Linked DNA regions of Homo sapiens: region 2 is linked to region 1. A link is a contact called in ENCODE Hi-C or POLR2A ChIA-PET data. All regions are on one chromosome and are shown on one strand. The core of a region is the stretch at or near the end of the contact, and the rest is flanking DNA. Distances in the headings are between cores, read along the strand shown.

Region 1 (3,256 bases), core at 226-2,725:
TAATCCCAGCTACTCTGGAGGCTGAGGCAGGAGAATCGCTTGAACCCAGGAGGTGGAGGTTGCAGTGAGCCGAGACCACACCATTGCATTCCAGCCTGGGCAACAAGAGTGAAACTCCGTTTCAAAAAAAAAAAAAAAAAAAAGTGACGGGCTCTCTAAAACTCTGAACTCCTCCTGGGCTCAAGCGATCCTCCCGCCTCGGCCTCCCAAAATGCTGGGATGACAGGTGCAAACCACCTCTCCTGGCCCTATGATTGCTATTTAATAGAGAAATGAAAAGGAGACTCAAAGAGGGAAAGTGACTTGCCCAGGGTGACACAGCAAAGAAACGAGGGAAGCTAGAATTGAAGGAGTGGAGGAGTATTGGGGGAGGGGGGCAGACTCCTGGGACTTTCTTTTCTTTTCTTTTCTTTTTTTTTTTTTTTTTTTTTGAGACAGAGTCTCCCTCTGTCCCCCAGGCTGGAGTGCAGTGGCGAGATCTGGGCTTACTGCAACCTCCGCCTCCCGGGTTCAAGCGATTCTCCTGTCTCAGCCTCCTGAGTATCAGGGACTACAGGCGCGCGCCACCACCCCTGGGTAATTTTTTTTTTTTTTTTTTTTTTGTATTTTTAGTATAGACAGGGTTTCACCATGTTGGCCAGGCTTGACTCCTGGAACCTTTCAACCAAAGCAGCCTGGGGCCTGAGCGGCCACCTCCAAAGCCTGTTTCCCCACGTCACCTCCCTGTACTCACTACTTTTGGCTCTGGAGGTGTAACTCGGAGGGGGCTCCCAGGTCCCCAAGAGGCTCCCACGAGCAGTTCAAGTCGCCCAAGGGTCCAACTCCGTAGCACTGCAGTGGCCCGGCGCTGCCTGGAGAGGGAGTCAGAGGGTCTCAGGAAAGGGGGTCGAATCCCCCCCTTCCGCCTGCACACCCCAGAACTTGGACTTCTGACAATTGCAAGGTGGGGGGGCTTAGGGAAATGAGCAGCAGGAAGGGAGGCGCTAGGCACCCCTGCCCGGGCTCCGTGCAAACCCCCCCTTTCCCTGTGCTCGCCACATCCTGTTAACCACCCAGAGAGCTCCCCCACCCCGCCCCGGGGCTCCGGTTCGACCTCGCTGCCGCCCATTCCCCAGTGTCGCCGGGTCCCTGCCCCGGGAGGAGCCGAGTGGCGCCTGCACCTCTACCGTTCGCTCTGCATACGCGTGGCTTATCCTGGAGCACTGGCGCCTTCGCGGGGAGCGCAGCGGCAGCGCCCGGGACACGAGCTCCCTCCAGCACTCACCCTGGGGACGCGTCCGCTGGAAAAGCACCCACAACAGAGGCAGCAGCGCCAGCTTGGGCAGCGGCCACAGCCAGAAAGGGGCGCCCCTGCCTCCCCGCATGGCGTCCCTCGGGAGCCCCGAGTCCGGCCCAGCCTTGCCGGGTCCGCGCGGCCGCGCTGCTCCTCTTCGAGCTCTGGGTACAGCGCCCGAGGCGGCAACGGGAAGCCGAACCACCCCGGCAGGCCGCCTCCGCACCTTTCGCTCAGGGTCCCCGCCCCTTCCCCGCGACGGAAAGTCCCCGGCTGGGGCTGCTTGAGGGGGAGTGGGGAGGCGGCCTGGGCGTCTGGGGGTGGGGGCCTCCGAGGGGTGGTACCGCGTACCGCGCATCCCCGAAACCTGTCCTACGCCCAACAACCATACACACACACACACACTCTCTGCCAAAGTCTTCGAATTTTTATTATTGGAGTTTGGGAAGATTCGAATGTGCCCAGAGCTCTCCTAGGGGGGCCACCTGCCACCTTCTCTGGGGTCCACAGCCTTGGAACTCTGGCAGGGGAGTTGGAGGGAGAGGGGATGGAAAGCAGGGCAAAGGAAGCGTGCGTGCAAAGGCTGGACTGAGACAGAGGCTTGATTTTAGCTGGTCAGGGGACAATGGCCACAGTTTGGACTGGGAAGGGGGCAGGGGTCTCTGTGTGGCCAGCCTAGGTAGAGTAGGGACCCAGTTGTGGCAGTGGAGTGTGTAGGCCAGGCAAACGCATGGTTAGGGCTGGGGAGAGGTCAGGGGTCAGGATGGGGGGGTCCCCACTTGACCAGGCAGGGGCACAGCTTCCTTAGGGGCCAGGGTCATGATAGGCTGGTCAAAGGGCAGGGTTGGATAGGTGGTGTCGGGAGACTGTGCCTGAGCCCACAGTGCCTCTGTGACTTGTAGATGAATGAATGAATGTGTGAGGCTCGAAAGACAGGTGCCCAGCCAGACACTAGTTGAGTGGATGGCAGGACTGGGGCATTGGTCCTGGTGCCCACGGCTGCCCAGCCCTCAAACTAGCAAAGGCTACTGATTTCACTTTTGCTACACCCCCACTTGCAGCAGCTGCTGGAAAGGCCAGCCAGGACATCTCGGCTGCCCCGAAGAACCCCAGGGGTTCCTTGCCAGCTGGGTCGCCCCCTGTAAAAGGCCTGGGGTGACTTGGTCAGGGCCAGCCACTCGCTGGACCCCATGGCCTCATCCAGCTCGCCTGCCAGACTGTCTTCATCAGCATCTGCATCCGGGAAGGTATCTCCTGCAAAAGATGAACAGAGTTAGTGATCAGGGCTCAGCTGCTGCTGCACCCACAGTCATGGCTCCTGGCCAGTCTAGCTCTGATCTTGTGACAACAGTCATAGACATAGTTCAGAGTTTTTATTCCACCCAGTCCTGGGTTCAAATTCTGGCTCTGCCAGAGTAGGTGGGATTACAGGTGTCTGCCAGCAGGCCTGGCTGATTTTTGTATTGTTATAGAGATGGGGTTCACCATGTTGTTCAGGCTGGTCGCAAACTCCTGACCTCAAGTGATGTGCCCACCTCAGCCACCCAAAGTGCTGGGATTACAGGCGTGAGCCACCGCACCCAGCCCTGTCATTTATTTCTCCTTACTCTTTATTAATTGAGGACCTGGTACATTTGGGAGCTGGGCTGACTGAGCATGAATCCAGCTTCTCTAATCGTGAGCAAGTAAATTTACTTCTTGGAGCCTCAATGTTCTTTTCTGCAAAGTGGAAAAAAATAATTACTCCAACCTTCTCAAGTTTTATAAGGAGTTAATATTCATTAAAAAAAAAAACTTAGAACAATGTCTGGAACATGATGAGCACTCAAAAATGACTATTGAGTCCGGGCACGGTGTCTCACACCTGTAATCCCAGCACTTCCAGGGGCACATGCTGGAGGATCACCAGAACCAGGAGTTCAAGAACAGCCTGGACAACACAGCACTACCCTGTCTCTACAAATAATAAAAAGTTAGACATGT
Region 2 (3,256 bases), core at 371-2,870, 350 kb before region 1:
CTCATGATCCGCCCGCCTCAGCCTCCCAAAGTGCTGGAATTACAGGCGTGAGCCACCGCGCCCGGCCTCTCTTTTTTTTTTTTTTTTTTTTTTTTTTGAGATGGAGTCTTGCTCTGTTGCCCAGGATGAAGTGCAGTGGTGTGATCTCTGCTCACTGCAAGCTCCACCTCCCGGGTTCACGCCATTCTCCTGCCTCAGCCTCCAGAGTAGCTGGAACTACTGGCGCCCACCACCACGCCTGGCTAACTTTTTATATTTTTAGTAGAGAAGGGGTTTCACCATGTTAGCCAGGATGGTTTCGATCTCCTGACCTCGTGATCCACCTGCCTTGGCCTCCCAAAGTGCTGGCACAAGCCGCCAGGCCCTGCCTGCCATCTTCATTTCTTTAGGTAAAAATGAAGGCGTGGTCAGGCACAGTGGCTCATGCCTGTAATCCCAGCACTTTGGGAGGCCGAGGCGGGTGGATCACTTGAGATCGGGAGTTCGAGACCAGCCTGCCTAATATGGTGAAACCCCCTCTCTACTGAAAATACAAAAAATTAGCTGGGCGTGGTGGTGGGTGCCTGTTATCCCAGCTACTTGGGAGACTGAGGCTTGAGAATCGCTTGAACTAAGGAGGCAGAGTTGCAGCAAGCCAAGATCACGCCACTGCACTCCAGCCTGAGTGACAGAGCAAGACTCCGTCTCAGAAAAAAAAAAAAAAAAATGACGGTGTTGGATCACCCAGGCTCTGAGATGCCCTGGACCTCCACGCTTCCTCAGGGACACAGGTGCACACACACCACACCCACAACTGCCACTGGCCCTGGCGGTCTGTCCTGGAACCCAGTGGTGATATTTCACCCCCGGGCCCCCCTCCCACAGGAAGACGCTGTAGCCGCCTGTTGGGGTGCACGTGGAGTGGCGGTTCCCAGCACTCAGGGGGTTCCCCCTCCCAAGGCATGTTCTGGGGGACCCTCCTCAGGTCACCAGGGGATTCAGAGATGGGGACCTAGGGATCTCCTTGCTGTTCACCAGAGAGATAGAGACAAAGAAGCAGGGGTGGAGAGAAAATAGAGATTAGAGAGAGAGAGAGACAGACAGAGAGAGAGAAAGAGTCAGAAAGAAAGAGAGACACAGAAAGAGAGACAGAGACACAAAGAGACAGAGAGACAGAAGGTGGGGGGCTGTGCTTGGTGGTTCACGCCTGTAATCCCAGCACTTTGGGAGGCCGAGGCAGATGGATCACCTGAGGCCAGGAGTGTGAGACCAGCCTGGCCAACATAGTGAAACCCCATCTCTACTAAAAATACAAAAAATTAGCCGGGCATGGTGGCACACGCCTGTAATCCCAGCTATTTGGGAGGTGGAGGCAGGAGAATCGCTTGAACACAGAAGGCAGAGGTTGCAGTGAGCTGAGATCCCGCCACTGCACGCCAGCCTGGGCAACAGAGCAAGACTCTCAAAAAAAAAAAAAAAAAAAAAAGAGCAAGAGTCTCAAAAAAAAAAAAAAGAAAGAAAAGAAAAGAACAAAGAGAGAGAGAGACAGAGAGATAGAGGGACAGAGACGGAGACAGAGAGGAGAAAGGAGACAAGCTGGAGAGAGAGAGGGAGACAGAGAGGAGAAAGAAGACAGCTAGAGAAATATAAGACAGAGGAGACAGAGACACGGAGAGATAGAGACAGACAGAGAGACAGAAATTACATGGTGATAGAGAGAGGTGGAGAGAGAAACAAGGGGCCCATAAAGAGCAGAAGGGGAAACAGGAGGAGATGGGACAGAGAGAACAGAGAGACAGAGAGATAAACAGTGAGGAAGAAAGAAAACCATGAGAAAGGAGGGTGGATGGAAACAGAGGGGAAGGGCAGGGGAACGGAGGGCGTTGGGATATGAGCGGCAGGTGGGGCCTGGGGCGGGCTGGGAGGGGACGTCCAGTCCCTGCCGATCTGGGAATACTGGGGACCCCAATAATCCAGGGAGACCTGAAGGGGGGTGTCGGGCAGAGGGATGGGGACCAGGACAACGGCTGGGCATGAGTCACTTCCTGGGCCTAAGGGAAGGAATGACTCACCACTCATTTGCCCCAATTCAACCCTGGAGGGGCTTCCAGGGGAATTTTGGGGTCTGTTATGAGCACAGCTTCAGAGGGCGGGTGTTTGGGGTGCAGATTGGAGGTCCCCGGACCACTCAGCCACTGTGTTCAAATTTAGTACCCCTTAGGTGGGTGGAAGGCAGAGATCCCCACTCCCACCTCCACACTCCTTCCAGCTGGGTTAAACCAAGGCCGAAACCCCCCAGCCCAAGCCCGTACTCCCCACTTCTGTCAGGATTCCCCTCTTCCTCCTCTCTGGCCACAAGGCTTGGCTAGTTCCTCCCTCGGCCAGAACCCAGTTCCTCTTTGCAGAACAGACCACAAAATGACCTCCCCTGGCAGGACAGGATCTAGGCAGATTCATCTCTAACTCCCAAAGCCCCAGGTAACTCCTTTAAAGCTCAGAACCACTCTAGGAGGCAGGGGCTGTGTTGATGCCCATTCTACAGATAGAGAAACTGAGGCTTGGAGCCCAGAAAAGGATCAGGAGGAATCCAATAAACAGAAGAGGTTGGGGAAGGAGGAATTGAGGGATTGAGGTCCTCAGGGCCCTGGGCAGGGTTCCTTTGTGCCCCATCCCCTCTGCATGGGCTGAGCTGGGTTCTCTACTCCCACCGTGAGGCTACAGGGCCCAGCTGCCTCCATCTGGGGCCTTGGAAGTTGCCCAAACAGAAGCCGGGAGAGAAGCTGCTGTTCTGGTTTGAGTTCCTTCTGGTTTGCATTCTCTGGGCTGAGCCCTAAGTAGTCAGTTTCCTGCATTGAGATCCTGGGGTGGGGGGTGGTGGGGCAGTCACCCCTTCTTTAGGCTTCCTCCTAAGGACCCCGAGACAATTCCCCAGACCCACTAGTGTCTTACCAGAATTTAATAATCATCATAATTTATTATTTATTCATTTATTTTGAGACAGGGTCTCACTGTCACCCAGGCTGGAGTGCAGTGGCGTGATCTCAGCTCACTGCAACCTCCACCTCCCAGGTTCAAGAGACTCTCCTACCTCAGGCTCCCGAGTAGCTGGGATTACAGGCGCCCGCCACCACACCCAGGTAATTTTTGTATTTTTAGTAAAGACAGAGTTTCACCATGTTGGCCAGGCTGGTCTCGAACTCCTGACCTCTGGTGATCTGCTGGCCTGGGCCTACCAAAGTGCTGGGATTACAGGTGTGAGCCACTGCACCCGGCCTTA

Evidence for each region. A loop is a pair of places that touch in the nucleus more often than their neighbours do. ChIA-PET counts read pairs that join two places held with the same protein, here RNA polymerase II (POLR2A). Pooled maps may share reads with other maps.
Region 2: a pooled map shows a loop between it and region 1 (2.7-fold over the local background). The contact joins the enhancer-like site here to the promoter of IL27RA in region 1. A Hi-C loop is called at or near these places in 1 of 50 pooled maps. POLR2A ChIA-PET finds 5 or more read pairs at or near these places in 6 of 52 experiments (AG04449, CD8-positive, alpha-beta memory T cell, T-cell and 3 more).

The regions. Positions count from the first base shown.
Region 1 is chr19:14,029,981-14,033,236 of GRCh38, reverse strand. IL27RA (interleukin 27 receptor subunit alpha) reads right to left here and starts at 1,475. Exons shown (of 14, transcript NM_004843.4): 1 at 1,265-1,475; 2 at 734-851. The coding sequence starts at 1,364. RLN3 (relaxin 3) reads right to left here. Exons shown (of 2, transcript NM_080864.4): 2 at 1,686-2,527. The coding sequence ends at 2,289. RefSeq lists silencers at 1,257-1,306, 1,317-1,436, 1,447-1,496, 1,567-1,696.
Region 2 is chr19:14,383,220-14,386,475 of GRCh38, reverse strand. All of the region lies in intron 1 of ADGRE5 (adhesion G protein-coupled receptor E5), which reads right to left. Among named protein-coding and RNA genes, the nearest start is that of ADGRE5, 3.4 kb to the right of the region's middle. Within about 2 kb of position 1,620, at least 23 of the 41 ENCODE cell types and tissues checked have a DNase peak (open chromatin) inside an H3K27ac peak, as active enhancers do.